5 separate regions of the Homo sapiens genome follow, and regions 1, 2, 4 and 5 are each linked to region 3. Evidence: read pairs that join two places in POLR2A ChIA-PET (ENCODE). Cell type or tissue: CD4-positive, alpha-beta T cell. All regions are shown on one strand. Links, peaks and the distances in the headings refer to the core of each region. The heading gives the core; the rest is flanking DNA.

What was found. Peaks named below come from ENCODE experiments on the same cell type or tissue, not always from the same donor. Only the 100,000 strongest peaks of a DNase experiment are listed, where the experiment ranks them.
Region 1: POLR2A ChIA-PET joins it to region 3 with 14 read pairs; 9 of 35 experiments call an interaction of 5 or more read pairs at or near these places.
Region 2: POLR2A ChIA-PET joins it to region 3 with 40 read pairs; 6 of 35 experiments call an interaction of 5 or more read pairs at or near these places.
Region 4: POLR2A ChIA-PET joins it to region 3 with 30 read pairs; 6 of 35 experiments call an interaction of 5 or more read pairs at or near these places.
Region 5: POLR2A ChIA-PET joins it to region 3 with 15 read pairs; 6 of 35 experiments call an interaction of 5 or more read pairs at or near these places.

The regions. Positions count from the first base shown.
Region 1 is chr2:105,753,022-105,759,222 of GRCh38, reverse strand. The region is part of intron 1 of NCK2 (NCK adaptor protein 2); the gene reads right to left. Among named protein-coding and RNA genes, the nearest start is that of NCK2, 11 kb to the right of the region's middle. In CD4-positive, alpha-beta T cell, for the core only: no CTCF peak of the experiment used is centred there; DNase peaks (open chromatin) are centred at 1,502, 3,142 and 4,972; H3K4me3 peaks cover 1,382 bases; H3K27ac peaks cover 3,826 bases.
Region 2 is chr2:106,157,192-106,163,392 of GRCh38, reverse strand. UXS1 (UDP-glucuronate decarboxylase 1) reads left to right here. Exons shown (of 15, transcript NM_001253875.2): 5 at 5,275-5,335. Among named protein-coding and RNA genes, the nearest start is that of UXS1, 34 kb to the left of the region's middle. RefSeq lists enhancers at 2,056-2,145, 2,156-2,215. In CD4-positive, alpha-beta T cell, for the core only: no CTCF peak of the experiment used is centred there; DNase peaks (open chromatin) are centred at 2,312, 2,682, 3,012, 3,382 and 1 weaker place; H3K4me3 peaks cover 3,365 bases; H3K27ac peaks cover 4,000 bases.
Region 3 is chr2:106,093,052-106,099,252 of GRCh38, reverse strand. It overlaps UXS1 (UDP-glucuronate decarboxylase 1), which reads left to right. Exons shown (of 15, transcript NM_001253875.2): 13 at 480-537; 14 at 2,432-2,535; 15 at 5,096-5,942. The coding sequence ends at 5,227. Among named protein-coding and RNA genes, the nearest start is that of ECRG4, 30 kb to the right of the region's middle. RefSeq lists enhancers at 1,217-1,888, 1,889-2,561. In CD4-positive, alpha-beta T cell, for the core only: a CTCF peak has its summit at 3,438; DNase peaks (open chromatin) are centred at 2,362, 3,292, 4,522, 4,962 and 1 weaker place; H3K4me3 peaks cover 3,230 bases; H3K27ac peaks cover 3,664 bases.
Region 4 is chr2:105,923,868-105,930,068 of GRCh38, reverse strand. LOC105373530 (a long non-coding RNA gene) reads left to right here. Exons shown (of 3, transcript XR_923142.3): 3 at 1,085-1,981. Among named protein-coding and RNA genes, the nearest start is that of ECRG4, 140 kb to the left of the region's middle. In CD4-positive, alpha-beta T cell, for the core only: no CTCF peak of the experiment used is centred there; DNase peaks (open chromatin) are centred at 2,578 and 3,198; H3K27ac peaks cover 2,653 bases.
Region 5 is chr2:105,931,663-105,937,863 of GRCh38, reverse strand. LOC105373530 (a long non-coding RNA gene) reads left to right here and starts at 199. Exons shown (of 3, transcript XR_923142.3): 1 at 199-293. In CD4-positive, alpha-beta T cell, for the core only: no CTCF peak of the experiment used is centred there; DNase peaks (open chromatin) are centred at 2,583 and 3,143; H3K4me3 peaks cover 1,241 bases; H3K27ac peaks cover 3,438 bases.

The DNA.
Region 1 (6,201 bases), core at 1,207-5,206, 340 kb after region 3:
ATCTTGCTCCCTTGAATAAGACCAAATAAGGACTTAACACGTGAAATTCTCTCCTTCTGAAGGCCCAAGAACCAGGAATCTAGGTATTCGATCAACCTTTAAAATTTTATCAAACTCAGATCTTAAATTATCATTATTTGCAAATTAAGTTCATTCAAAACACTAAGCATTAATTATAGTCTATCACTAATTAACTATAGTAAATCACCAAAACCATTTTACTTTAATCCATGTCACCAAAAGCTAAGGGAAATGTCTGCTGGTTCAGTGTCAAATAGAGGACGAATCACTAATAATGATTTTACTAGTTTTGAATGCTAGCATTAATTCAGTTTCAGATGTTAAACAAAGCTTAAATGTAAACCCTGAAATCAGTTCCAACCTTTGGAAAATAGTTTTGTAACAACTTACTGTCAGAGCAGTACAGTAATTTGGGTACTGGGTAGAAGTATCAGTCTTGACTACTGTGTAGAAGTCAAGAATTTCAAACACTGCATTTAAAAAATACAAAAACGGGACGGGCTCAGTGGCTCAAACCTGTCATCCCAGCACTTTGGGAGGCTGAGGCGGGTGGATCACAAGGTCAGGAGTTCAAGACCAGCCTGGCCAATATGGTGAAACCCCGTCTCTACTAAAAATACGAAAATTAGCCGGGCATGGTGGTACGCACCTGTAGTACCAGCTACTCGAGAGGCTGAGGCAGAAGAACTGCTTGAACCCGGGGACAGAGGTTGCAGTGAGCCGAGATCAAGCGACTGCACTCCAGCATGGGTGACAGAGCGAGACTCTGTCTCAAAAAAAAAAAAAAACAAAAACAACAAAAACAAACATCTACAATGGAGTAAGAAATAAACTAAATTTCCAAACACAGTTCAAATGAAACCATCAATAGGATAAAACAAACCTGTAAAATGTGTGCACAGGATTGATGTGCAATATTCATTACTAATCCAAGAGAAGTAATGTGATTCAATTACTTACATCTCTATATCAAATGTGATGGCATAATGGCTTTATGCCATTATCAATTAAAAAAAAATAAGGAAGTATTAGTGTGCTACCTGAGACCTGCATTCCACTCAAAGCGCCAAGTAGTTTAACTCATTTTTAAGAGATAAAGCTCTCAAGCAATAAACAACATGTAAGTAGAGTTCACATTACCTGAAAATTGACCCACAAATCATGTGTTCATCCTAAGCAAACTAACTGAGCTTCATCCAGGCCCTGGAATAATAACACCCACCCTGGCATGAGAGAATAGAGGTGCTTCACCCCAGCTGTGGTGGAGACCTGGCTTACAACTGGCATGTGGAATGTCTCAGCTCAGGTGACAATTCCAGTATCTGGGAGTTGCCTGTGCACTGAAGAGCTTCTGAGGATCTTGAAGAAAATATTATCCTCCAGAATGCTTCAAATGAATTCTGCCTGGCCTTGGGGGTTGGGTTAGAGGTTAGAGGGGGACTTCCCATATGTGCTTCCCCCACCCAGAGATGGCGAAAGTTATTTTCCATACTTGTTAATTAAGATTACAGTGGACTGTGAGCTTGTAAGATCTCCACACTGGTTTACAGGCTCCCCAAAGGCTGGTGTTTGTCTGGTTTGCTGTGGTTTTCCCACGGCACCCAGCACAGTGCCTGGCCCATGGCTGGTCCTATGTAGGTATGAACTGCAGGTACACAACTGAGTGAAAACATAGCCAGGAGAACAGTCTGACCTGTCGGTGGCAGGATGAACAACGTAGCCTTTCTACATCTCTGCACCCATATACTTCCAGCCCTCCTAACTACACTCAGAGAAAAGCAACAGCAACATCAATTTACACATAGATCAGTTCATCCCATGCCACTTTGAAGAAAAAAAAATCCCTAATAATCAAGGACCTGTCCCATCTCAATTTTAACACAGCGAAAGTTGGGGCTATAAAAGGTTGTGAAAGTACATTACAGGCAACCCCTAGTTTCACAGAAGACAAAACAGAGGTCAGGAGAGTTTAAAACTTCGCTATGCAATTTTAGCCAAATTAGTAGCAAAGGAAAAGGAGACTCATCTCTATTCCTCGTAAGAATCAAGATTGTTGAAGTTCAGATTTACATGAGCCATTAATAAAGTTCAGAATGGGGCCAGGCGCGGTGGCTCACACTTGTAATCCCAGCACTCTGGGAGGCCGAGGCAGGCAGATCACCCGAGGTCAGGAGTTCAAGACCAACCTGACCAACATGAAGAAACCCCATCTCTACTAAAAATACAAAATCAGCCGGGCATGGTGGTGTATGCCTGTAATCCCAGCTACTCGGGAGGCTGACGCAGGAGAATCACTTGAACCCAGGAGGGGGGAGGTTGTGATGAGCCAAGATCGTGCCATTGCACTCCAGCCTGGGTGACAAGAGCGAAACTCCGTCTCAAAAAATAAAAAGTTCAGAATGATACTGTTTGAATCCAGCTCCCATTGTAATGGAAAGCCAAGCAGTCACTGCGTGAAGGCAAATGTTTTGAGGGACGAGGGGACTTCAATAACATCAATACAAAGCCAGAATGAAGTCCAGGACCTGCTGCTCTGGAGCTGGGCCATCCCACATACCACACTGCTTGGGCCTGACATTCCCCCATGGCCACTCACCACAGGACCCCAGTGGGCCAGTCAGTGTGCCCTGGTGAGGGACCCACACTTTCCTCATCTAAAAAAGGGATAATTAACAACACTGGCCTCCCTCTACCTGACAAAGTTAGAATCAAATGATACAAGGTGTGCAAGTAATAAGAGAAACACACATCGTTCCAAAGTTGCAACTTCAGAACTTTCCAGTCTGTGCAAAGAATTACTATTAATTTCTCACAGGTCTTTCTCAGTCCATATGAGATAGGATGACTGAAGAAAGGGAAAGATTGATTGTACTTTTAACTATCTCCACCAAGGAAAGCTCAAAATTATGCAAAGTGATGATTTCGTGTTTATCCTAGAAACAGCACAGGAAGAGAGGGGTAAGAAACAACAAAGTCAAAAGGAAGAATAATGGAACAGGAAATAATTTAAACAAAGCAGACAGTGAGAAGACCAAGGGAACTTCTAACTGACAGCTCTCTTCATCTCTAGGCTGATCCTACTTGATCAAGTAAGGGCCTGTTTTAAAGAAAAAAAGAACATTCAGACAGCAACGTCATATGCTAGGCCAGGTAACAGGCAGCTTTGCAGACACTGGAAGTCAGCGACTAACAGCCAGATTAGAATTTCCCCTTTCCTTTTCCCTTCGTAAGGTCTAATTTGTGATATTTTTAGTCTCTCTCCCCTGAGGAGTTTATTTTAGAACTATACAAAGAAGGAAATTAAACATTCAAAAGCTAACATATGTGACCAGCTCAAAAATTATCAGGCTGAACCTAGAATCCTATGAACCTTAGTAACAACAAAGACAAATTTTCTTCTGTAGACAATCACCAACGTAAGGCTTCTGAGCTAAGAAAACAGATGTCTTTGATTAGGCAAAACTGCCCCAGCTGAGAACCACGAATTTATAGGCATGGGTTCGGGTCTCAATGAAGTCTCTCAAAATACTAACATTTAAAAAGGTATTCGTGTACCTGCACAAGTAAATTGTTTCTACTTCCCAATCTAGGTCTAATAACTAATACGATCTAAAATGAATGAGAAGCCACACGCATGAACGTGCAATGTGTTGAAAACATATTTTCTTCCTTACACATGGAACCCTCACCAACCGGAGGCACTCATGAAAGGAGAACCTACTTCTTATGGAAGACGGAATCGGCTGCACCCACTGGGATGGCTGAGGGATGAGGTGCTCGGCACAATCAAGTTAAGAAGCAACAAATTCAACACTAGACACCTAATCTATAGGTGATCAATCAACTGAACTTTAGTTCTACCCAGCAAAGCTTCAAAATGAAAATCACAACAGCACGATGTCTGACACCCTCCTCCTTTTTTAAAAAAGATGATAATGCCACCATTTCTTCACAGTTACCGCTGGGTCTTGTCTACCGAACCATGTAAAATAGACCTAGTAAGGAAACTACGAAAAGGGAACTGAAGCAAGACAGATGGCTTAATTTAAGGGAAGAGAACCTTCTAAATCCAAGCTAGGAAGCTCCTAAGAAGACAATAACAGAAGCACATAAAAGAAAAGTCATATGAGGGCAGTAACAAAGACAGATGGGAAACACACACACTATTAAGATAAATGGTGTTCAGGGCGGGAGAGACGGGGTGAGGGGAGTCACACACAAAAAAGTGAGGGGAGAACCAGAAGAATGGAAAGAAAGAATGGAAATGGCTGGAAAAAAAAAATCTGTTTCTATAACCATCTTGCTAGATTCTGCAACCAAGGTTGTTTCACTTTTTTTTAATCGTTTGATGAAAATTCACTCTTCACCTATATTAAATTTCCCAAAAACTGTCTCAAAATAACTCCCTGAATCCCTTGTTATTTCTTGGTCTCTTAAAAATATTCAAGTAGCTTGTGCTTTTTATGTCAATGTCTCCAAGCTGGCTTCCATCATGCAGAGCAGTTTAAAAAAAAAAAAAAAAAGTTGTTGGGGGAGCTGCTTTCTTACCAATGCAGCAGCTCCCCCCAACCTCCCACAGACACACACAAACAGGAATACAAGCTTTTAAAGTGATTGTCCTTAAAATGAAGACAGCTGATGAGAGGGAAAGCATGAAAGAGACAGCAACTGCTCTCCTCTCCTGTAGCCAGGCTCATAAGTGACATAATTAAAATATTTGTTGACTTGCAGACATCCTTAAACACGCAACCAAAATTCTTAAGATATTAAATGGGAGACATAACCGTTAAGGAAAATCGAAGGAGACATTGATGGACTTTGTCCTCTAAGATGGGCATGGGCGTCTTTCTAGGCATCTCCCTGTGATCTCACCACTTTCTAACTTACTTTTCACTTCTCACTTCCTGGCTGCCCCCACCATTGCTGGGAAATTAAGCATGTTGAAGTAAACAATTCTTTGCCACCACATATCCTGGAACCTGCTACGTGTAGAAGTGGCCACATGAGAGGTAGTGTGACTGCAAATCTAAACCTGTGAGTTGAAAGAAACTGCCCAAATTGCAGCCCCTCTGAAACTTGGAACATGCAGGAGCTTCTCCCAACAGAGACGCCAGACTCACCGTCCTATCTCAGTCCCATCTGCTCCAGGGAGGGCTGCTCAACACTCTGATGGCCCCAGTGGCCCTCCTAACACAAAAGGGTAGGTTCGAGAAGCTGGCACAGACAACTCACTTGGAAGAGCAGCCAGTGTCAGAGTTCCCATCAGGACCTGTAGCAGCAGTCTCCCAAGAATCTACATTTGGACTTGACCTGGCCTCTCTCACAACCTCAGAAGCAGATTTCAAAGCCACCTTGGAATTCTTCAAGACCTTCCCAGATGTCATAAAAGCACAAAGGAAAAGGATTTGGTATGTCCTGCTACAAGGTTTTCAGCAAGAACCTACCTGCCTACCTTCACTTCAACAACAGCAACTCATTAAGGAAAAACAGAAGCAGCAAAAATGGCCTTGTGCAAGCTATTCCAACAGCACAAAAGTCCGGGGGCCACTTGGAAGAGTGAGAAGACACACACTCCTGTTTTCTCAGCCCCCAGTGTGGAGGAGACAAGGGTGGGGACCCACCACACAGCTACTGATGAAGAGGCACATCACACAGGCATTTACAATGGCACCTGCATGACCACTTGAGCTAATACACTGTGACTACAACAGAAAATACTCCCCCTCATCCAGTGCCACTGCAGTTCCCTCCAGCAGCGGTTCTCCCCAGGGAATGCTGGTGTTTCCTGCAGAATTGGAGACTTGGGCAGGTGGAGGACCACCAGCCTACGGAACATAGCAAGGGGGCTGGGGGAGAGGAGCAGCCAGGCCAATGGTCCTCAGTGATGACCATCCAAGGCTTCCCCTCCTCCAAGGTACCAGTTATTCATTAGGCCCTTCCAAAGTCCAGGGCCTTCCCCAACCACTTGGCTGATAAGGCGTTCCCAGAATGAACCTGTATGCAAGCTACACTCCCTATCAATGATTTTCCATCAATGTTTCTCAAATCTTACACCATAATAAAAGTTTACAGTTCTGTTTTATGTATTTTCAGATACATCTTAATGAAGGGATGGTGGCTAGCTTGGTCAGAGTCTAGCTGTGGAACCTAAGACATGGCAGCCTCAGTGCCTCCCTTTCC
Region 2 (6,201 bases), core at 1,314-5,313, 64 kb before region 3:
CATATATTGATCAGTGGGATAGAATTCCAAAATAGGAGGACAATCCAGTGGGCCTGAAATGTACCATATGCAAACACCACAAAATAAGGATGTGGAGCCTATGGTGTGTCATGTGTAGTCATTTAGCTGCTTTTGTCACCAGAGTTCATGAGGAGGTTTCCAGAATTTAGTCCAGGTGAAGTGAGAGGGCAGAAGAATTATGTAATATGATAGAAATGTTTATTTGAGTCAGATTTCGGAGAGAACCCCTCCTCACCCTTTGGGACACTATTGCCCTCAGGTTCTCTCTCAGGCACTCCCGAGGCCGCTGAGCCTCAGCCTCCAGGACTTTCCTCTTGCACGTACTGTATGTGGAAAACTATCTAGAGTAGCAGTTGAATCTTCAGAAATTTTAGAAAGAAAAATGACAGCATTTATTAAAGTTGATGTGATTTTTTCCCCTTATTGGGATGAGTTTGGACGATGTGTGTCAGCATTGAATGAGCCTTTTATCAAGTCCAGAACAAAAATGAAAAAATGAAGAGCAGTTTTCCTTTGATTTTCATTAAATGATCGAAGGGAAATACGACTGGAGAAGAGTCATTAAACAAAATGTGTCATTCACTTGATTCTTATCCTCAACTGAGCAGTCAAGCAAACTGTTAATTTCAGCACTTATCAGAACAAAAGTTGTCAGTAATTTTTAACAGATTCCTTAGTAATATAAGGTTGTTACTTGTGCTTTAAATTTTTTTTGCCATGATTCTGTGCTTTAGTTATGCAGCTTGTAATATTTCCTTGGATGGGAGCCAGAAAATCTGCCTTTGATAAGACAGCAGAATTGAGAGATCTTAATTGAAGCTTTTTTTTTCTTTTTAGAAAAATTGGAACAATAAGAAATAACCCACCACACATTTTCTATATTGGTCTAAAAACTTGTCCACCAGTGATTATTTTCTTTAGACAATAGAATTTATTTATGAAAAGAAAAATGTCTCAATTCGATAACTTCCCTAAGGCAATAGCTTACAAACAAGAGCTCTCAACATGTGAGAATTATGCAATCTCTTTGATACTTTTGTGATATCTTTGAGTGTGTGCTTTTAAACTGGATGGAGAAGCACAAATAAGAATTCAATCCTAAGAATTTACTAATAATTTATTCTTGTCAACCTGTGAAACCGCCTTGAAAATAGTGGCAAAGGGCAAACATTTGCCTCTCGGGCTGCTTGCAGGTGACTCATTCTGGAATGGTTCCGTCCTTCAGGTTGGTCAGCAAGTCAGGTGATCCGCGTGCCTGCATTACTGTGTCAGAAGGTCAAGCGTAGGCCTGGCTAAAAAAGCGTGACGGTGGAAATTGATGGAACTCCGTCTAGCTTACTTTTCCTGACTCAGTGTGTGATAAAGATGATCAAACAACCATCTTGACACTGACAAGATAAGAATGTAACTGGAAATAGGTTTACTTGACGTGCTTGTCACTTTGAGCAAAGTGGCCCCCAAGAACTAAAGATATTTTTGGAAGTTACAGGTTATATTTGTACAGGGAAAGAAAGAAGACAGTGTCATTCTAGAATCCTGAGTAAATGGATTGTATGTGGGCTTTTTCTCTTTTACCACACTCCCATTGCTTAATACTTTGATTATATGCCATTTGTTTAATTTTAACTCTGTATCTTTAAATGTTCTTTGAATAGATGGCAAATGATAATTTAAATTCTAAGTAAGAATACTGCTTACTGGCTAAACAGTAAGTTTAATCTGGAATGGCATAAAATATTAATGATTAGTAAAGGACTAATTTGGGGTTGTAAGGAAAGATTTGTTACCTCATTCTGCCTCTGCTTGCTGGTTTCTCTCTCGCTTAGGAATGCAGGCCTCATGCCTCTGCTGCATTTTGCTGCTTAACCCCCAGTGCCTAGTGTAGAACGGAGCTTAATGGAAAGTTCCTGAATAAGTGGATGAGCCAGTACACTGGGTAGGATTTTCACCTGCTACAGGTCTTTAAGAAGCCTTGTGGGCCAGGCACGGTGTAATACCAGCACTTTGGGAAGCCTCGGCAGGCTGATGGCTTGAGCCCAGGAGTTCGAGCCCAGCCTGGGCAACATAATGAAACCTCATCTCTACAAGAAATACAAGGCTGCAGTGAGCTGTGATTATGCCGCTACACTCCATCTGGGGTGACAGAGTGTAAGACCTTGTCTCAAAAAAGGAAAAAAAAAAAAGGCCTTGTGCTCCTGCCCAGCCCTGAGTCAGTCCAGCAGGTGCTTGGGAGCACCCAGGCAGCTGGCTCAGCATGTGGCCCAGCCAACGGCACCCACATGGTCACTGCACTCTATCAGTCACTGTGCTCTGTCACCCATTACTGCAAGGAGGAAAACAGGATGACATGCATACTGAGGAGGACCCCACAGGCACTCTCCCCTTCCTGTTTTTCAGCTTTGTATGTGTGGCTTCTCGAAGAAGTGAGGAGTATAAGATAGTTTTTTAAAAGTTTAATTACTTGAGCGTATACATATGAAATCTAAAACTTGGCTGCTACATATTGAAGAAGAACAAAGCAAGAAACTCAACCTATTTTTCGTTTTTTAAATTAAAGGTTTCAGCACGCTGCATTTGAAGTATTTTTTAGTCCATCTTATGCCCGTCACTGCGTATGTCGGGCAACCATGCCTTTGCTTCAGTTCAATTTCTTTGAAGTACATTTCCTGTAATAAAACGGTTTGGCCGTTTCCTCTTGGTATAAGTAGCACACCACATTTCATTTTAAGCTTTCAGATAGGGACTATTCTAAGCTGACAGCTTGGATTAACATTTGTTTCCATGGCCCCGGATGCACACTCCACAGTCCTGCGCCTCCGCTCCTCACTGAATTGGTTTTCTCCCTGCACCGCGTTTTCCCATATGTAGCTATATTCCCATTCCCGAGCGGTCTTGACTCTAAAATCATATACACGGTAGAGAAGGAGCCCTGAAGGTGAGTGAGGGGAAGTCATGAGTCAGAGACGGCTCCAGCGTTTTCACGACAGACAGTTCGGAGGAGCCACGGTGCTTATGAGCAGTCGTGGGAAGGAAAGAGTCTCAGCTGTGCCACGGCACTGGGTGTGCCACTTGGGGACTGAGGCTGAAGACATGGATATCGTGAGCTCAGAGAAATGAGGACAATTGGAGCGGTGTGAGAGGTGCACACAAATAACTCTGAGATTTACAGTGCCGTCCCCTAGCTGAGTTGGTGAGGGAAGAAGAGGCGGAATGACAAGAAGTGTTACTTGGCAAACAAGACATCTGTGCCGCTCCCGCCAGTCTAACAGCATCGCTCCTGACTGAAGGCAGAACTTGCTCCTGCTCCCCAGCTGCATGGATGACTTTCCTGAGGCACTTCCTATGGGCGGCAAGTACTAAAGACGGTCGGTGAGCTCACAAGGGGGAGCCCCAGGGTTCCCACCCTTGCCCTCAGACTCTCCCATCTGATTTTGTAGTCTGCAAGGGGAACTTGAGCTTTTGAGACCCTGGAAGTTCTTAATGGGGGAATTCGTCTGCATTGTAATAGAAAGCCCTTTCACTCCAATTTAAGCACGCTCAGGGCTTTCTGGAGATGAGAAACCCCTGCTTCAGGGGCTTCTGTCTAATGACCCTTCATATTCCCTTCAGTTCAGCGACCATTAAGGAAGTGCATTCTGTATCCTAGTGCTGTGTCTGTGCTGGGGACAGGGCAGGGATGGAGACGGTGCCACCTGGCACAACACCTTTCCAATTAGTATAATGACCATAAAGCTGATGTCTCAGATTTTATTTAAAGCACTTTTGTTCCTAACTGAATAACTTTTAAAATGAATATTTCAGTTCTGTGTTTATTACCTCTCACTGGACGTTTTATATTCAGATCACACTGCCCTGCTCCTGGGACATCAGTGTGGGCTGGGGACCAGTGGCACCTTAGGGCAGCAAGAGGGTATCAAAAGATAAGTGAGACTTAGGGTCAGAGCAGATCCACAGAGACAGAAGATGCTGATGCTCAGTCGTTTTACCAGGGACGCTGGTCAGGAAGAGGATGCCGTGATTGTGAAAATTCCTGGAGCAGGAGACAAAGTTTCATTAATATCTCTTCTCGCTCTTGTGGAGCGGTCCTCATGCGTTGGGCCTGTGACTTCACGAAGCTGCTTTCTTCCACCTGGACCCTGATACAGTACCCAGAGAATGCCATGATTATAGCCCGGTGGGCTCTTCTTGCCGACTGCCCTGAGAAAACCAAGGCACTGAGAACAACAGGTGTTACAGCGAAGAGAGAGTTTAATCACAGGGCCAGCCACGTGTGAGAATGGGCGAGGTTTCTCAAATCTGCCTCCCTGAGAACTCGGCGGCTTGAGTTTTTAAGGGTAGTTTGGTGGGTGGGGGCCTGGGGAGCTGAAACGATTGGCTGGGTGTGAAATCATGGGGGTGTCTAAACTGTCTTCAGGCAGCTGAATCAATTCATGGAAGCCAAGTCTGAGGACCGGGTGACATCTCTTAGTCTGTCTGCCAAAATGCTAAATCTGAAAGATACCTCAAATACCGTTTCCTTAGGATTCACAATAGTGATGTTATCTGTAGAAGTTGTTGGAGAAGTTACAAATCTTGCGACCTCTGTTTGAGTGACCCTGGGGCAGGAAGCAACATATAGAAAAGCCAGCTAAGCTAAGCAGTTGGCAGGTCATTGTTTATGCTTATTCTTTAGCAAAGTTCAGACCCTACCATAACTCTAACCTCGGCTTAGGAATGTGGCTTCAATCTCGAAACAAGGAGGGGGGTCAGTTTTCCTTGCCTCATCGTTTAACTATAAATTCCTCTCCTAGTTATATTGGCCTCTGCACTAAAATAAGCAAAAACAATAAAAACAAAAATTGAGCCTGTGAGGTTAGATGGAGCCAGTCATATTAGATTTCTCTCATTATTACAATTCTGCAAAGGCAGTTTCACGGCCATCTCCCTCATGGTGTGGTTTTATCTGGACTAATAGAGGTAGTGCCTGCCCTGCTTTAGCAGCTGCTGGAAGCCGGTAGCTCCTTGCGCTTTTGCTTCTCAGAGATAGAATCTCAAGTCACGTCTTTAGCTTGATTCTAAACAAGGAGCAGGTTATATAGCTCTTGACCTCAAGTTAACTAGTGACTCCTTGGTTTCTCCAGCACTCATTCAAGAGTGGAGAGAAGAGCAAACAATAACAGTCCCAAAACCTGGCACATGCTTTGATGGTAGACAGAGAAAATATTCAAATGAGATGTTTGACTTTTTCCTTTTGAATCTCTTTATATTATACAGCTTTACCCAGAAATACCCACCAGTAAAGTTTTTATCAGAAAAGGATCGGAAAAGAATTTTGGTAAGTTTGCACACCTGAATAGTATTTGTAATATTAAGAAACTTTCTTTTTTCGTTGAGAGATAATTCACATATCATAGAATTCACGCTTCTCAAAGATACGATTCAGTGGCTTATAGTATGTCCACAGAGTTAGCACCGCATTCTGATTCCACAGTTTCTTCATCACCCCAAAAAAGAGTCCTGTACTCATTAGTAGTCACTTCCATTTCCCAGTCCCCTCCCGCCAGCTCTGGGAAACCACTAAAACTACTCTCTATCTCTATGAATCTGCCTTTTTTGAACATTTCGTCTGAAAGAAATAATGTGATATTTGATCTGTCTTCAAGACTCAGCTGTAGCATCAATCAGTACACTTCATTCCTTTTCATGGCTAAACAATGCTCCATTGTATGGGTGTACCACATACTGTTTCCCTGTTTCTCAATTGATGGGTATTTGGAGTTGTTTCCACCTTGAGGCTATCGTGAATAATGCTGCTATGAATGCATGTGTGTAAGTTTTCGTGTGGACACAGGATTTTCATTCTTTTAGGTATACTTTGGAGTGGAATTACTGGATTGTATGGAAACCCTGTGTTTAACTTTTTGAGGAAGTATGAAATTTGAGAGCAGTGGTTTTTAACCTTTTCTAGCTCACAGACCACTTTGAAGAATACCCAGGGGTATCCTTGGCTAATAGTGCTCTTGTTAAACATCAGTATAAACTCACCAATGAAAGAAACCCTTTTAACTATTAGGTAACAAATTATGTCCAAAAAGATTTCATGTTGCATTTTTTTTAAAGTAACAGCTTTATTGGGATATAATTCACATACCATACAGTTCACCCTTAAAATGTATAATTCAGTAGTTTTTAATGTATTCA
Region 3 (6,201 bases), core at 1,531-5,530:
GCCGGGGACACTCGCCTGTGAGCCTACTCATTTCTGCCTTAGCTTTTGGGTGTGAGATTACAAGTCCTTCATCACTGACATGGTTAACACAGCTCACCCAGACGGGAATAGATAGTGTTAGGAGAGCTAATTTTGTAAACCCAAGCTTTTATAAAAGTGACATTGAAGTTATGTTAGATATGGAAATTGTCTGATACTCAGTGAGTGTGTGCCTTCATCAGAAACTCTTGACCTATCCAAAGCCCAGCCTTGTACACAGCAGCCTAGAGGCTGAAGGTATAGATGGTGCAGTTTAGCACTGCCAGGTGAGTAACTGTCATCTTGGAAGCGGAGTACCCTCTGGCACACGGAGCTCTGCTGAAGCAGCGCAGGGAGGTCAGACTCGGCCAGTAGACGTCTCTGCAGACACGCCTGTGGTCTGGGTGGTGGATTGCTGCTGTTGTCATGACGCTTATAACTGGAAACCGTTTCTTTCTTAGGGGAACCCAGAAGAACACACAATCCTAGAATTTGCTCAGTTAATTAAAAACCTTGTTGGTAAGTAGGATAAGTCATTTCCTGAGTAAAATCGACTGTGCCTGCCCTATCTGTTAATAACACCTTGACTAGAAAGTGGGTAATTAATACAAGCTAATTGAATTGGATCAAAGCAGAACTTTTTATCAGGAATACTTAAGTGTTTTCTAATTTTTAAGGAATAGAAAGATAAAGGAGGGCAGGATTGGTTTCTCCTCAGTTTTCGTTGCAGGTTTGCATGAAGTGGGAGGGAGGAGGAGATTTGCTCCCAGTGTTTGAGGCACGATTGTATTAGATCATCCTACATGGGTGACAACTATTGGATTTCCGAACTGGTCATGTCAAGCATAGAATTTCAGACAGCAAGAGACAGCAACCACCAGCTGCGTGCTTCAGGCAGGTTTGAAATTCTGTTTGCAATTCTGGTTATCCTGGCTGCCACCCACTGGGGGCAGTGTAGCATTGGGAGCACCCCATCAAGGTGGACTCTTAGGCCATGAGAAGGTCAGGTCTTCCAGACCAGCCCTGGATTGCAGACATAGAGTGGATGAGCCCTTGGCCTCATCTTCAGACTTCCTGGAGCTCTGAGGAGTCAGACTCTTGGAGGGTGTCTGTTGTCTGGGGTTGATCCTGAAATTTGAGTGAAGTCACAACCAGACTAGACTGGCAGGTAGGCCAAGGAGGAGTATGCCACAGTGTGTCCTGAGGTGACCATTCAGACCCCGCTTGGCTGGGTTAATTCCTCCAGTGTGCCCTTCCTGGCATCAGGCTGCCATTCATCGGCATTGGTCTAATCGACCCGGATGGCTGGAATCCTCCCGTTGCTCGTGGCAGTAGAAGCAGCGGTCTTCCTCAGACATAGCCTGCATCATCTGTGGCTCCCACAGCTGCTCCGATGCACTTCCCAGCTTTTCCATCCTGAATCTGTGTGTTCCTCCTGCGTGAGGAAGGGGCAGGCTCAGATCACAGCTCTGTGCCATCCACTCCTTCACACCCTCACTGCACAGAGTGAGGCCCGTGGGCCAACGCAGCAGCAGCATCATCAGATGTGTGTTAGAAATTCAGACTCTCATGCCCTAGCCCAGGCCCCCAGATCAGGATCTGCCTGTTGACAGGCTCTTCAGGTGATCCGTGCGTGCTGACGCTTGAGAAACACTATTTGAAACCTAAGGCTGGGGGGAGGGGCGTGCAGCTTCCCTGCTGTGCTTCTGTATATAGCTTTGTGACAGACCATCCTGAACCACCTGTGGTGGTGATTCGCTGCAGAGTCTGCAATGTGGCCTCCATGACACGGAGGCAGGGAAAGCCTCCACAGGCTTTCTTCTGCAGGTCTGGCCCACAGTCACTGGTGGGGCTGTGTACTGCTGGCCAGTGGGGCCTGGGCCCAGCAAGGATGTGGAACAGGCCAGCCTTTGCCGTCCTCCGAGAGGTCCCTCCAGCTGGGTGGCTGCACATCTTGGGTCTCAGGGCTGTCTAGGCTCCGAGCACCCAGGTATGGCCCACTTGGGGCATCCACCTCAGGGATGGCCCCACACCACGTTTGTGGTCTCACACCGGGGTCATGCTCGGTGGGCACGTCTGCACTTGTTACCTGGTGTGGGTGGTCTGCCTTGGAGCAACCCTCTTGTAGTGGGCGGTAACTCAGGCCTGTTGAGACAGAATAACCTGCCCCCCACCGAGCTCTTGCTGGGCGCCTGCACACAGTCAGCTTGGCCACAGCAGTTGCAGGAGCACTCCCTGGACTTCCACGCAGAACAGTCCCTCGGGAGCTCCGGGGCTTCTCAGAGAACTGCATTTCCACCGCCTGCACCCTATTCACACCACATATGGGGTTTGCCTTTGATGTGGATGGTAAGGCTGTGCTTACCCATGCTTTGTGATTCTCTCCTACCTTTTTTTTCTTTAAACATCTCAGGTAGCGGAAGTGAAATTCAGTTTCTCTCCGAAGCCCAGGATGACCCACAGAAAAGAAAACCAGACATCAAAAAAGCAAAGCTGATGCTGGGGTGGGAGCCCGTGGTAAGTGCAGGGAGTTAATGCTGCCTTGTGGGGAGGGGCCTCCCGTGTCCTGTGTCTGCTGTCCTGTAGGCACTGACCCTTGTCAGACAGCCCCCGGAGGAGCAAGGTGGGCTCGGCATCCAGGCAGATAGAGGGTTTTCTCCAAGTGGTAAACAGCCTCTCCTGTATCAGGAGTCTCAGAGAATGTTACCTGGGAAGCGGCTGGAAGCCCCTGCTCTGGGCTCTGTTTTCGTAAAATCTCTCATGCACACACACATTCTTACATTCTCTCATACACATACACTGCCATACAAACACTTGTACACACATATACTCACACTGTCTCCCACACACTCACACTGTCATATATACACTGTCATACAAACACACTTAATACAAGTATACTCACACACACTCATTTTCACACATACATATACATTCACACTATCATACACATTCTCACATTCACTCACATGCGCACACTCACTGATCCACACTCACATTCACACATACACTCCCTCTCCCACATACATACACACACACACACACACACACCCCTGACTGTGAACGCTGTGCCAAGGGCGCTGGCAGCACACGCTCAGAGCCCTGCGTAGCCCCAGTTGCCTGCCTATTGAGTGTGCGGGGCCAGGTCAGGGGCAAGTGGTCCCCATCAGCCCCGCAGTGGAGCCCCTGGTTGGAAGCGTGCGAGACTGAAGGGTGTGGAGGAAGGGGAACTGCATGCCTTCCTGTTGTCTTCAGTGTGTCTACTGAAGGGGGCAGGGTGGGGCGGCTGCTGCCTCCCTGGGGCTGAGCCTGAACCCCGCCTGCTTCTGCTCTGCCGCCTGCTGTGCCCTTCCTGCCTTGGGTGACTGCAGGCTCCTCCCCGCCAGAGAACGCTCGTCCTCAGGGCTGCCTGTGTCCTTCAGAGACCACCTGTGTAGGGAGGTTGGCTGGGTTGGCCCCATCTATAGAAGCAAGCCCACCTCATTTACTGTCACCTCTGCCTGGCTGTTCCCTCTTTGCCCACCCTCATGTGCCCCACTGAAATTCGGGCTCCCCTCGGGCAGAGGCGTGTAGTGTAGCCCTGTGTCCAGCAGGAGCCCGGCACCTGTCAGACCTGACACACACTGGGTGCTCAACAAATGTAGGAGCATCTTGGCATGGCCCTTGGGTTGTGGCGCAGTCAGAGAGTCAGGGACGCAGTTGAGAGCTCAGTTTACCTTTTTAAAATGTGCATAGTCAGAGCTGAGTGAGTAGAATCCTAGAATATTGAACTTCAAAGGGACATGAGAGTTCCAGCCTGATCCTTATTTCATTCTGTCATGTACAAGTCTACGTAATCTGCTAAAAACTGCAGAAATTTGTTGAGTGAAATAAAAATACAATTACACCCAGACTTCACAAAATCGAATAATCCCAAGCTGTGCAAAACAGGTTATAGCAGCCTAGGTTTCTTGTTTTTTTGAAGCTTTGTAAGGGGCCATTGGTCCCTTTGTAAGGAGAGCCTATATTTTTAAACAAAATATTTTTTGAAGATTTAAATATACATTCACTATGTATTAACTATTGCTTTTTATGTGAGGTGTGTGTATGCTCAGTATCTTTATCTTTCTGGAATTTAGACCTATAATATTCTAACATTCTTGGAATGTGAGCCATCTACCACTGGTTTCTCTTCTAGTAGTAGTTTTAATTTATAATAAATTTTTGAGGGATATGATCCAAAGAAACTTACAGGCATTATCCATCTTAATTGTCCCAAGTGTGTGTGTTTAACAGCTTGTTGAGATATAATTGGCAAACTGCACACTGCCCATATTTAGAAGATACAATTTGATAAGTTTTCATCTATTTTGACACCTGTGAAACCATCGCTGCAGTCAAGCTGACAGACCTTCTCCCCCAGTGGTGCCCCAGCACCCCTTAGCAGTGCCTCCCTTCACCTTTTCTCTTTCTGCTGTTAATCAGCAGTTGATCTGGCTGGTTTCCTGTTGGCTGCAAAGCAGCTTCAGATGAAGGTTGCTTTCTGTGGTGTGGGCTGCCGTGGGTCCCCTCTCAGACTCAGCCTCTTAGTATGGTGGGGGTGCAAGTGGGCCATGATCCGCTAGGCAGTGCAAAGGGTTGATGTCACGTGGGAGAATCAGGCGTGTTGATCAGATGCAGATCACCTTCCCAAAGCATCTTCCCGCCACTCCAAGGTGGATTTCTTCTGAAAGAATGGGGCACATGGGCATTATCTGAAAAACAATCTTGCCAGCCGATTCAAACTGGAGTAGACATTATACCAGCAAGAGGTAGTCGGGGTCTTTTGTGAGGTGGAGCTCACTTTACGTCAGTAAGAGTGACACTTGTCAGCTCCACAGTACATTCTGAAAGCGGCCCTGAAGGACTTCTGGCTTCTCTCGGTGGGCCGTGATGCTGGATGCTGTCACAACCAAAGCATGGTTCTGTGAGTGTTCCTCTGAAGGAGGCCTGACTGGCTGCAAGGTGGCACTTCCTTCCTGCAAGGTGGCACTTCCTTCCTGCGATGCCCTTCTGTCAATGTGACCTTGTCTCCCTTTCTTGCTTTCCCTTTAAACAGGTCCCGCTGGAGGAAGGTTTAAACAAAGCAATTCACTACTTCCGTAAAGAACTCGAGTACCAGGCAAATAATCAGTACATCCCCAAACCAAAGCCTGCCAGAATAAAGAAAGGACGGACTCGCCACAGCTGAACTCCTCACTTTTAGGACACAAGACTACCATTGTACACTTGATGGGATGTATTTTTGGCTTTTTTTTGTTGTCGTTTAAAGAAAGACTTTAACAGGTGTCATGAAGAACAAACTGGAATTTCATTCTGAAGCTTGCTTTAATGAAATGGATGTGCCTAAAAGCTCCCCTCAAAAAACTGCAGATTTTGCCTTGCACTTTTTGAATCTCTCTTTTTATGTAAAATAGCGTAGATGCATCTCTGCGTATTTTCAAGTTTTTTTATCTTGCTGTGAGAGCATATGTTGTGACTGTCGTTGACAGTTTTATTTACTGGTTTCTTTGTGAAGCTGAAAAGGAACATTAAGCGGGACAAAAAATGCCGATTTTATTTATGAAAGTGGGTACTTAATAAATGAGTCGTTATACTATGCATAAAGAAAAATCCTAGCAGTATTGTCAGGTGGTGGTGCGCCGGCATTGATTTTAGGGCAGATAAAAGAATTCTGTGTGAGAGCTTTATGTTTCTCTTTTAATTCAGAGTTTTTCCAAGGTCTACTTTTGAGTTGCAAACTTGACTTTGAAATATTCCTGTTGGTCATGATCAAGGATATTTGAAATCACTACTGTGTTTTGCTGCGTATCTGGGGCGGGGGCAGGTTGGGGGGCACAAAGTTAACATATTCTTGGTTAACCATGGTTAAATATGCTATTTTAATAAATTATTGAAACTCACCAGTCATGGACTTCCAGTTTTAAAGGTTGTCTTTCTGCTTCGGCATGGCACTTGTTGGAGTGCTAAGGAAAATATTGGAGAATTTATTTTAAAAGAAAATTCTGAAAACATTCAGGTTTGTGCACTATATAATTTGATATGTAGCTATTGAAAGCATTTATATGCTACTTGGGCTGAGTGTATGCATATAATTTTCACTGCCATGTAAAGTTTTCAGATCTTAGCCAGGGTTAGAATCAGTTTTGTGCCCTTCCTTGGCAA
Region 4 (6,201 bases), core at 724-4,723, 170 kb after region 3:
ACACACACACACACACACACACACACACACACACACACACATATATATATATATATATAATGTATGTACTGAGAGTAAGAGAGAGAGCCTTATATCAATGCCTAATTCATTTAACTCTGGGGAACAAATATAATCAATTTCCAACAGACAGCTCTAAGATTTGTGAAGTGTTGGATGAAGGACCTTATTCAATAATCATTTATATTGTTTTATATCCAAGCTTCAAACCTCCAAGAAGGTGGGGGTTCTGGAAGAAAGGCTGCCTTTGGCCAGGCTGCAGGAAGCTGCCAGGAAGCTGGGGCTGAGGCATGGCTGGAAGAGGGCCAGAAAACTCATTTGCTCCACTCCATCTTGCTAACATTGGCTGCTGTTATGTTTCATTATAGCCCCACATCCTGCTCATCTCTGCACCTTTGAGATGCCTCCCACATCCTCGATTCAGGTCACACTGAGGCTTACTGCTTCTGCAACCAGCTTCTATCACCAGCTTCCCACACCTGGCCCACCTTTTGAAAACAAAACAGGTCGGGAGCAGTGGCTCACACCAGTAACCCCAGCATTTTGGGAGGCCAAGGCAGGAGGATCGCTTGAGCCCAGGAGTTGGAGACCAGACTGGGCAATATAGCAAGACCCTCTCTCTACATAAAATTTTAAAAACTAGCTGGGCATGGTGACATGTGCCTATAGTCCCAGCTACTTGGGAAGCCGAGGTAGGAAGATCACTTGAGTCCAGGAGATTGAGGCTGCAGTGAGCCATGATGGCACCACTGCACTCCAGCCTGGGCAAAAGAGGGAGACCCTGTTTCGAAACAAAAACAAAAACACAAAGAGATTTCACCTATAGGAGGTAGGTCTTGACATCTCGGGCATATTCTTCCTCTATGCTCAGCCTTTTGGTTCCATCCTCACTTAACCATCATTTATTACACAGAGCAGCCTCACTGTGTGGCAATGTCTGCTTCTACTGGGTCTGCACATGTAAAGGAAATCAGTGGGCTTAGAATTTAAAAATAAAAAGCTCTGGCCTCATTTGGTTGAATTAATTATGCCTTTTCATTTGTTTGAATCTTCATGACAACTAAAGTCCGCCCCGACTAGTTGTGGACGATGTCTGCCAGCTGCCTACAGAATCCACCCTTTTCCTTTGGAATTCCCTCCTTCTCCTGACGCTGACAATACCCTTGCCCTTCAGAGGACCTGCCTTCCCACTCTCCATTGGACACTGTGGAACTTCTTGGCGTCCAGTCCCAAGGGCACAGCCACCGCAGGACTTCACGTCTGCCTGCCTGAGCAGGGCTGGTGTCTTATGAATGGCAGCTGAGACCCAGTTCAGGCTCACGACCTCATATCACAGGTCAGAAAACAAAAGAACAATTGAGTTCTTATGAAAACTTGCCAGATTTCCATACAAAAGTTTCCTTCTTGAAATCCCTTTTTTTTTTTTTTTTTTACTTTTCATCATAGAAATGAACTCAAAGGAAAATGACTAATCACCGACCTACTCAGAATCATTGGTCCCCGGCAAGCAAGGGTGATCCTGCATCAATCTATTAATTTTCATTTCCAGGGTTCTCAGATGTAAAACAAATGTTTGATGTAATCCGCAACACTGCTCTGTTATAATTAAACAACCTCCTACTGCCTAAATTGGCAAAGCACTCCATCGATCAGTGATAAATGTGGTCCTTGGGAGACTGCTTTTATGTTTGTTTCACTCATGGGAAAATGGCCACAACCCTTTTGTAAGATTCCTCGGCTGCTGCTCTCCCCAGGTTACAATCATAGTAACTGCTGCTTCTGGGATGCCTCGCTGTAATCCTCATGTTCAATGATGGCTCAATGGATATGTGCTTGAAGGAGAGTGAGTGATGGGGAGTCTACAGTTATGAATAAAATATATTCAAGTCAATAAACCCTTCCTGGGTTCCTTTGCCTCACCATTTTATGCACAATTTATGAAGCACCCTACACATACCAGGAGCTATTTGCAATGTTTAAGATGTGGGAGCCCCCATAATTCTAAATATGTCATGTATCATCTACTTTCCTCTTTGCAAAGTGGAGGGGTTGGATTCCTGCCAGGCCTGATAATATAGATCTGCTGTTCACACATAGCATATAGGAGGCCCTGATGACTTCCTACTCATCGCTTCCCTCATTGTCCAATTGTTGGGGCCATTGGGCTGCTGTATTCAGGCCAGCCCTTGCCCTAGATCCTAGGATCCAGCCAGACTTGAGGCAAGGAGACACACTGCTGTCAGTGTTCCATCACCCCTATGGTTAGGCCTCACTGGCTCTGCCACAGTTCAGACACCAAGGCTCCTGCCTTAGTTTTCTAAGAGATGTTCCCTACATTGCACCTGAATTCATCCAGTTCATTTTCACAGAATATACTTGACCTAGTTTAAGCAGAAAGGGATGTATCACAGGCTACTAAATGGCTTATGAAATCCTTGGAAAAGCTGAATAAATAGACCTTAGGGGGAGCCCCTAGAGCTACTCTCAAAGCTATCTAGCAGAACCTGGCCACATTTCCAACCAGGAAGCTGCCTGCAGAATCAGCAAACAGCCCCCACATCCGCTGGCTTCAGAACCACCCACCTCTGCTCTCCCCACACAAGTGAGCAGACATCTCAGCCCTGCCTTTCTGGCCACCTGACTGCTTGCAAATTAAATCTCTCCCATTTGCACCAGGAAGAGGGCCCTAGATGATGTCTAGAACTTTAGTTTCTGATGACTCTAAGGAATGAGATTTTTCACCTGCTCAGCCTCTGCAGTCTGGGAAAAACCAGAAGTGTGTTGGAAGTGACACTGAATGATCTGGCCCTCAGATTTGTCAGTTTCCCAAGCAGCAACTTGGCCCTTGCATATATTGATTTTTAAATTTCTGTAGTTTGCTCAATCACCCAGGGCTCTGGGAGCCCATTTCTATTGGCTGGAAACCCACTGGGAACCAGCTACCTGCTGACAAATTCCAATCCTATTACTATTTTGTATTGAATATTTACTCTGCACAGTTCCTAATTTTCTGCGAAATGCCTTTTCTCTTTACCACCCTTTGACACAGTTACTGCTCTGTAAACTGAAACACCACTTCTTATGGCCGCAGTTGTTTGTGCTACGAATAAGTAACTCCCTAAGCTCAGCCCATCAGATTTTCTCTCGAATCTGTGGGCTGGAAATCAAGATGGTTGAGAACAGCTCTTCTCCTAGTGGCGGAAGTGGTAAAAATAATCTCAGTGTGGGTGTGGTGGCTCACACCTGTAATCTCAGCACTTTGGGAGGCTGAGGTAGGGGGACCACTTTAGGCCTGGAGTTTGAGACCAGCCTGGGCAACACAGCAAGAACCCATCTCTACAAATAAAAAATTTGTTGGGCATGGTGGCATGTGCCTGTGGTCCCAGGTACTTGAGAGGATGAGGCAGGTGGATTGCTTGAGTCCAGGAGTTCAAGGCTACAGTGAGCTGTGATCACACCACTGCACTCCAGTCTGGGCAACAGAGTGAGATGCTGTTTCTAAAAAAAATAAAATAAAATATGTACAATTTTTTAAAAAGAATCTCAGGAGCTCTCAGGCGTAGATCTCTCAGGCGTCCAGCTCTCAGGATGCCTGGTCCTGTAAGGGCCTCCAAGAGTGGCTGGAGAGCGGGGCGTGATGCCTCTTGGGCCACCTTGCAAAGAGCTCACAAGTTCTGCCAGTGAAGATAGAACCATCTATCATGAGAGTAAAGAATCAGTGGATGAGAAGATGGAAATAAAGCCATGAATTGGAGAGGGTGTCCCAAGGCCATTTCCATCTCTGGTTTCAGCTTCTCCTGCATCCTTGCCGCATTCTAGTTTCAGGGCTCCATGAGGTATCTCCATGTCCTTGTTATGTTCCCATTTCTCTTATTTTGCTTTAGTTTGAGTTGGCCTCCTCTCACATGAAACAGGGAGTCCACAATACCATTGACCCTTGAACTACACGAGTTTGAATAGCATGGGTCCACTTATATATGGATTTTCTTTTACCTCTGCCACCCCTGAGACAGCAAGACCTATCCCTCCTTCCTCTTTCCCTCAGTGTACTCAACATGAAGATGATGAGGATGAAGACCTTCGTGATGATGCACTTCTATTTAAGGAATAGTAACTATATTTTCACTTTCTTATAATTTTCTTAATAACATTTTCTATTCTCCAGCTTACTTTATTGTAAGAATATAGTACATAATACATATAACATACAAAATATGGGTAATGCACTGTTTATGTTATTGGTAAAGTGTACAGAGCACCTGTGACATAAGTAAGTCCATCTTAGAAAAAGACTCCATCTTACATTTCAAAAGGCATCATGACAACAGGACCAGATGTTCCCCTAATCAATAGAGACAGCACCTGACTGTCTCTATGGCCAGAGCATAGCCAGACACACTCTTTATTATCAATCAGTCCTCGCCAGAGGACTCAAGGGCTACAAAACAGCAGGAGTCCACCAGCTGGACACCGCTGTTTTATGAAATACCATCCTGCTATCACTCGTGATCAGCATCTGGCATCTGTCACTGAGGGCTCTGTCCAAATCGAGGGCTCTCCCTTACAAGACGCTGCTGTGCACCTAGATCTGCCCAGGACCCTCTCCTTGTCCATGTCACTGTCCTTGGACTGATTAATTAACCGCTTTCCTATCCCCTTTTCTCTTGATGTTAAATGTTGCTCTGTTTGATGTGGAATGTTTAATCTATAACGTGTATATATTGATTAAGTATCCTACTAGGTATGGTTTGCGATATCAACTGACCTGTGGAGTGGCTTGAGCCTGTGAGCCTGTAGCCCTGACTCCTGAGGGAACGAAGTGGTACGGAGAATTGCCTCCTTGGGAACTCCATGCAGCCTGTGGCTTTTATGACTGAAATAGCATCAATAAAGGCCTGACCTTGGGGAAAGACACAAATGGGCATGGACCTGATTATGTCTGACCTTGTGTCTCTCCCAACAGTAAGGCTTCCAGTAAACACTAGGCTGTTAGTAGTTATGTTTTGGGGGAGTGAAAAGTTTTACTGGGATTTTCAACTGTGCAAGGGGTGAGTGCTCTTAACCTGCATGTTGTTTGAGGGTTAACCACAATGCATAGGTATTGAGTGATTTGAGGAGGACTCTTGGACCATTCTCACTGGCCTCCACATGGATGATTTCTCCTAATTTAAACACAGGCAAACTTCTCCCAACCTTGCTGATTCTTACAGCTCTTGCACTTTGCAGCACAACCTCAGTAGAAGCTCCTGTACTTCTGGCTCCAGTTTCTCTCCTCCCGCAGTCTCCTTAGCAGATTCCAATCAGGTTTCCCCTCCGCTCACCACCAACCTGCGTGTTGCTGAATTCAGTGGTCACTGCTCAGCCTCACTGTGGCTCGCCCTGCATCCCTGAAAGGTTTCCTTCATCTGCCTTCAGCTGGCCTCCCTTCCACTCCACCAGTGGCCCTTCCCAGTCTTTGCAATTGCTCCCTTACAGCCCTGATGTCTTAATATCCATGCTGGTTCTTGGCCTCTTTGCTTCCCTTCTCCACTTTGCCCTTTGTGGGCTCCCGTCCTGTGGCAGGCTCTGCAGGCTGTTTCCCACGCCCCAGGCAGCGGCTCCTGGCCACTGGGAGGGTCTAGTGGGAGGCTGAGGAGAGCCTTGGGCAGCATCTCCAGCAGCAGCGGCAGCTGTTCCTTTTGTTTCCATCTCCTGGAGTCCGCATGGACTTTAGTTTCTGCCGGGTGAGCCCAGCTCCCAGGTTCTGGTAGCACCATCTCCTCTTTATTCCCAGACCTCATGATTCTCTATGGAGAAAATCTGATGGAGTCTGCAGAAAAGCTATTAGAATTAATGAGCTTAGTAAGGAGATTGCAAATACATCTTGCTAAAATCTCTCAAATCAAATTTTAAAATAAGGATCCTCATTAATGACTTTTCCTATAATACACTGAGTTAGGGAAATAACACTGAAATCTCAAGAGTGAATGAACTAATTTTTTTATTACCATGTATTATCTTTTGAGACAATATGGTCATAGATTGAGAAACTGAGTGCAATAGGCCATCTAGTTGCCTCAGTCAAATCTGATTTAGCTCTACTGAAAGTTCTTTTTTTTTTTTTTTTTTTTTTTTTTTTAGATGGAGTTTCACTCTTTTCACCCAGGCTGGAGTACAATGGTGCGATCTCAGCTCACTGCAACC
Region 5 (6,201 bases), core at 1,492-5,491, 160 kb after region 3:
TCGGCTGGGTCAGTTCTTCACAGGGGCTTGGCCCAGTGTCTGGCAGACAGGAGGCACTCAATAAATAGCAGTTGTTTTTATTTTATAAATGAGACACCTGAGGCTCAGAGGGTCAGGTAACTGACCTCAAGTTACCCATCAGTGAGTGGCAAAACTGGGAAAAACCCCAGCTCAGCTTGATCTGGAAACCTTGGCCTCATTTCACCCGGCACAGTGCCTCTGCAGAGACAGAGGGCTCCTTTGTGGAGCCCTCGAGTGCTAGACGGACCCACAAAATTACTCATCAGCTGCAGGTAAGTGGGAGCCATCAATAGCTGGGTGAGGGGTAACAAAAAAAGTGATAACTTAAGAAACCCCATCTGGTAGCACAGCACAGGGTAGATTTCAGCGAACAGAAGCTAGAGGCAGGGAGACCCACTAAGATTCCATTTAAATAGGAAGCTGGACTCAGGTTGGGGTGTTAGCCAGGGAAATGCCAGATGAGTTCTGAAGAGCTTGCAAAGGAAGCAGGAGCAGAATGTGGTGACTGGCCAGGGAATAAGGAAGAGACTGTAAGATGACGTAGAGCTTCTGTGGGGTCACGGGAAGATCATCCCAATATTGGCGAAAGGCACACTTGCTCCCAGGGTCTGGGAGTGACTTCTCAGCTAAGCTACCAGTTAGTTGGGTCACCCGGCCTTGAAGAAGTCTGGGCAGATCCCATTCATAAGTGTGACTCAATAAGAAAAATGGCTAGGTTAATGGGACAACAAGGTGGGGCTGTGAGCAGAAAGGTAGGTGTGTGTGTGAGTGTGTGTGTGTGTATGCGTGAGAAAGGCTATGTGAGTAGAGGTGTGCGTGTCTGTGCAAGTGTGTAAAAATGTGTTTATGAGTTAGTGTGTATGTGTTGAGTAGAGGTGTGTGTATATGTGTATGTGTGTTGGGTAGGGGTGTGTGCAGTAGGTGTCTGAGTGTATGGATGTATGTGTGTTGGTAGGGGTGTGAGTGTATGTGTGCTGGGTAGCGGTGTGTGTGTGTTGGGTAGGGGTGTGTGTATGGATGTGTGTTTGTGTTGGGTAGGGGTGTGTGTATGGATGTGTGTTTGTGTTGGGTAGGGGTGTGGGTGTGTGTGTGTTGGGTAGGGGTGTGGGTGTATGTGTGTGTGGTGAGTAGGAGTGTTTGTGTGTGAGTGTGTGTGTGTGTTGGGTAGGGGTGTGTGTATGGATGTTTGTTGGGTAGAGCTGGATTTATGTGGATATGTGTGTGTGTTGGGCAGGTGTGTGAGCGTATGAATGTGTGCATGCTGGGTAGGGGTGTGAGTGTATGGATGTGTGTGTTGAGTAGGGCTCTGTGTAGATGTATGCATGTTGGGTAGGTGTATATGTGGATGTGTGTGTGTTAGGTAGGGCTCTGTGTAGATGTGAGTGTGTGTTGGGTAGGTGTGTGAGTGTGTGGATGTGTGTGTGGTAGGTAAGGCTGTGCTTATGTGGATGTGTGTTGGGTAGGGGTGTGTGTGTACGGATGTATGTGTTTTGGGTGGCGGTGTGTGTGTGGATGTTTGTGTGTTGGGTAGGGCTGTGTTTATGTGGCCGTGTGTTGGGTAGGGGTGTGTGTGTATGGATGTGTGTGTGGTGGGTAGGGCTGTGTTTATGTGGGTGTGTGTTGGGTAGGGACATGTGTGTATGGGTGTTTGTGTGTTGGGTAGGAGTATGTATGGATGTATGTGTGTTAGGTAGGGGTGTGAGTGTGTGGATGTTTGTGTGTTGGGTAGGGCTGTGTTTATGTGGCTATGTGTTGGGTAGGGATGTGTGTGTATGGGTGTTTGTGTGTTGGGTAGGGCTGTGTTTATGTGGATGTGTGTTGGGTAGCGGTATATGTGTGTGGATGTTTGTGTTGGGTAGGGCTGTGCTTATGTGGATGTGTGTTGGGTAGGGGTGTGTGTTTATGGATGTTTGTGTGTTGGGTAGGGGTGTGAGTGTGTGGATGTTTATGTGTTGGGTAGGGCTGTGTTTATGTGGATGTGTGTTGGGTAGGGGTGTGTGTGTGTGGATGTGTGTGTGTAGTGGGTAGGAGTTTGTGTGTGTATGTGTGGTGGGTAGGAGTGTGTTTGTGACATATGTGTGAGTGTGTGTGCTGAGTGGAGCGTCCGAACAGAACACTTACAAGGAGCATGTGCATGATTACATCTGGAAGTGAATATTCAGAATGAAACCTCCCTTTCCATTCTTTGGTAGCTGAACTTCCCAAGAAAGGTATCCTGTAATAGAGCCCCTCAACTCTGAATATCCAGCTTTCTAATCAGCAAGAAAAATAAAATCCTGTCGTCTGCCTGGGGTCACAGGGATTTACTTTGCAAGTAGACACACACTCCTTTCCCCAGTCAACTAAAGATTTGAGGTGGCAAGGATAACAGGGTTGGGTTTCTCTACCTTGACTCTCTGGGATCTCACTGGGCATGTAGTGAGGTGGGAAAAGGTATGAAACCCACTTCAGGAGACCAGAAACTGGCAGTCGCACTACAGATGGAGTCCTCAGGGCAGACAGGGGAAGCTTTAGAAGTTATTTTGACAGGCTTGACGAATGCAAATTATATTAAGAGCTTAGCTATATGATAGGTTGGTCAGGGAGGGAGAATTTTTTGTTTTTTCAAGTACAAGGAACTCTAAGCTCAGAGGAACAGATGTGTAACTAAGAGTTACACTTAACCCATTTAGCAGTCATTTCCTGAGCACTTGTAAAGTGATTTGCTTTTAGGTTAGAAAGATGCTGTGTATTGATCTCAGGAAGAAAATCGGACTCAGGCTAGGTTCTAAGTTTATTCAGATAACTAAGAGATCCAGGGGCATTTTAAAACATCATGGTTGGCATGCTAATTACTTAAACAACTTTCTAATTGTCCTATTGTTTTTGAGCAGCCTTTCTAGCTTTTAACATTTCTTATCCAGCTGTATTATATTTAAAATGTTTTAAAGGTATTCTGTCTTTTCTCATAGTCTTAAAAGACTTCTTTGTTATTTCAAATGGAGTTTGGCAGAAAGATTTGTTTCCCTCTAGGCTGATTTCATTTATCTAAAGTTGGCCGAGAAAATCGTCCCCTTGCTGAAAGCACGCCTTCAACGGGTTAACCCTGAGGTTGACTTTTCAGTCATAAGGTTGCAGATTCTCCTTTGATCTCACTGCAAGCAGCAATTTTACCCAGCTTGGCAAGTCACAGGCCTGGGCGTCAGGAGGTCCAGAGCTCAGCTGCAATTTCTCTGCTAAGGATCCCTAGCAGACATGCCCTTGGGAGCCTTTCCTTAGTGCCAATGTTTCCGTGCTCTGTGTGGCAGGCAACAGGCAAGGCGACAGCCCTAGATTCATTTAGTTCAGCTGTGAAACTTCCAGAGTGCCCAAGTGATATAGGAGTTAATAAGAAAGTACTTAAGCAGATAGTGAGGGTACAGAAGTCCTCAGTAAGGTTTTCCTTTTAGTGAAAAGCAGCCCCCAAATCATTTTATTTTCTAACAAATAGCAGCCTGTAAAATCGAGCTGCAGACATAGACAAGCAAGCTAGAAGCTTGCATGGGTGAATGCTGGCAGTTGGGCCAATAGAAAAAGGCTACCTGTGCCTAGGCATGATCAAAATGGTGGCTCTACCTTCTCTTCTCTTTTCCAGCCATGTGTATAGTAAGGAGCAGACAAGATGGCACTGTCCAAGTGGCAGTTCCACTTACATAATAAGATTAGGGTGGGGCAACCAGCCTTCCCTCCCCAGGTAAACGTCACACCTGGTCAAACCAATCTGGGGGCCTTATGTAAATCAGACACCGCCTCCTCAAGCCTGCAGTCCACTGTGGGCTGGCTTTTCCCTTTCAGATACCTCTTTCTCACAAGAGAGAGCTGCTCTCTCTCTCTCCTTTCTTCTGCCTATTAAATGTTCTGCTCCTTAACCCACCCACATGTGTTCGTATCCTTAATCTTCTTGGCGTGAGACAACAAACCCCTGGTATTTACCCCAGACAATGATGCTGCTTCACAAACAGCACCTAGTGGAGTTCTTAGATCTTGCAATACCACCTTCTGACCCTGACACCTTTGGTTTTCTTAATGGAAAAGACCAGCTCCAGAAGTGGGGGCCCCAGGAGGTGAGACCCAGTAGCCTGATGATGATTTCTGTGCGGGGACATTAATGACTTTGTTGGATGAGCTGAAAATTTCTGAAATTTATCCAGGGGTCCCTACTTTCCCCTTAACTCCTGATTATGGATCTATCATTCGTGAGTTCATCTAGAGTTGTAAAACCGAAAGGGATCTAGGAGCACATCCAACTGGTCATATCGCTTATTGAAGACACGAAAGCTGTGGCCACCCAGAGGCAAAGACGCTGCCCCTTTTCTCTTTTCTGGCCCCTTACTGGTCTCAGGGTCTGCACCCAACCTGGAGTTACCAGCACTTTTCCACAACTTGAAACTGTCATCTCTTTGTGCTTCTGCCTCTTTGACCTGTTGGAATAAGAAAGCCTTGAGTTGTTCTACCAGCTTCTTAGAGTGTTAACTGTCTTGCCCAAAGCTGTGTTGCTGGAGGATCAAGAGCTTCTCCCTTTAGAATTCCCAGACTGGAGGGGCAGACATGATTGCCGGCCACCTCCATTGCAGAGAGTAAGCTTTACAAGGGAGGTTCTGGAGTCTGGGTGCTCCAGCTATTGTATCCTGAGTACCAAGCACATCACTTGGCACAAGGCGGTCTTTCAATTAGTGCAGTCTTCTAGAGTAAGGAACAAATGAAGTCCAATCACTCCCATTGGCATTCCTTCTCAGGAATATTTCCTAATCTTCTCAGAATGTCTCCAAGTCCAGGGAAGAAGAATGGTTGTTTTGTTGCCACCAAGTAAATCTGTCTGTCCTTTCTGCTCATTGTGCTGACCTCTGTCTCCAAAGAGAGAATAGGGCACCACTGGAAGCACAGAATTCAGTGCACTGGATCCACTCACGCTGAGTCCTGCCAAGGCTAATGCCTCAAGTCTTCCTTATTTCCCTTTGAGCAGGTCATTGTGTGTGGCCAATCCTTCCTTGTTCTTCTGCAGCTTTTGCACCCACGTGACCCTGGCCCCAGTGAAATGGGTCTTCTGGAGCTGTCTTGTACTGACTGCCCTGCGTGTGAGCAGGATCAGGCCTCCAAAACACATAATCTTGTTCTTGCAGCTTTGTTATTTTTTTTAAGGGTTGGTGAACTTGGCTTTGCTTTTCAGTGTCATTCCCATGGAACTTCAGAGAACAGAAGCTTTTTAAAGCACACACTTCCTGGCCAGGCGTGGTGGCTCACGCCTCTAATCCCAGCACTTTGGGAGGCTGAGGCGGTCGGATCACAAGGTCAGGAGATTGAGACCATCCTGGCTAACACGGTGAAACCCTGTCTCTACTAAAAATAGAAAAAAATTAGCCGGGCGTGGTGGTGGGCACCTGTAATCCCAGCTACTCAGGAGGCTGAGGCAGGAGAATGGCATAAACCTGGGAGGTGGAGCTTGCAGTGAGCTGAGATGGCACCACTGCACTCCAGCCTGGGCGACAGAGCGAGACTCCGTCTCAAAAGAAAAAACACATACTTCCTTTGGTGACATCAGTAGGTTGCCTAGGTCCATGAGGACAGCAGCCACCACTGGGGGGGACATCTGCCACCACCCGGAGCCCAACTCAAGCCCAATGGGCAATGGGAAGGAGGTGGGCAGAACCAGATGCTGGCCAGGTTGGCCATGTGGCCTTTTCCTTTTTCCTCTTTCAGAAGGAGAAAAACCAAGGTCCACTTTTTTTGCCACATACTCATGGGACAGAGGGGGTTTTTTCCTTTGGGAAGAAGTCTAAACAATGAAGTGGGGCGTGGGGCCAGCTTTATCACCTGAGGAAGTAACCAGGTTCTTTTTTCTCCCCTCCCTGCAATTTAGCAGATAGGTGGGTCTCTTGGCCTGTGGCTCCTTCTTTACCCAGCAAGTCTCCCTCCCCAGAGATGAGGATCCCTGTAATTACCTGAGGTGAGGTCCTAGCACGGGATCTTGGAAGCCTCCCTACACACCTACAGTTCTGCCTCAAGGTCACTTTGTGGATTCAGAGCCCTGAGATATATTCCTTGTATCAAATACATATTGAATTTCAAAGACTTACTAAAAAAAAAACCCTCAATAATAATTTTTATATTGAATATATGTTGAAATAAAAATTTGTAGTGTATCAAATTAAATGAAATATATTA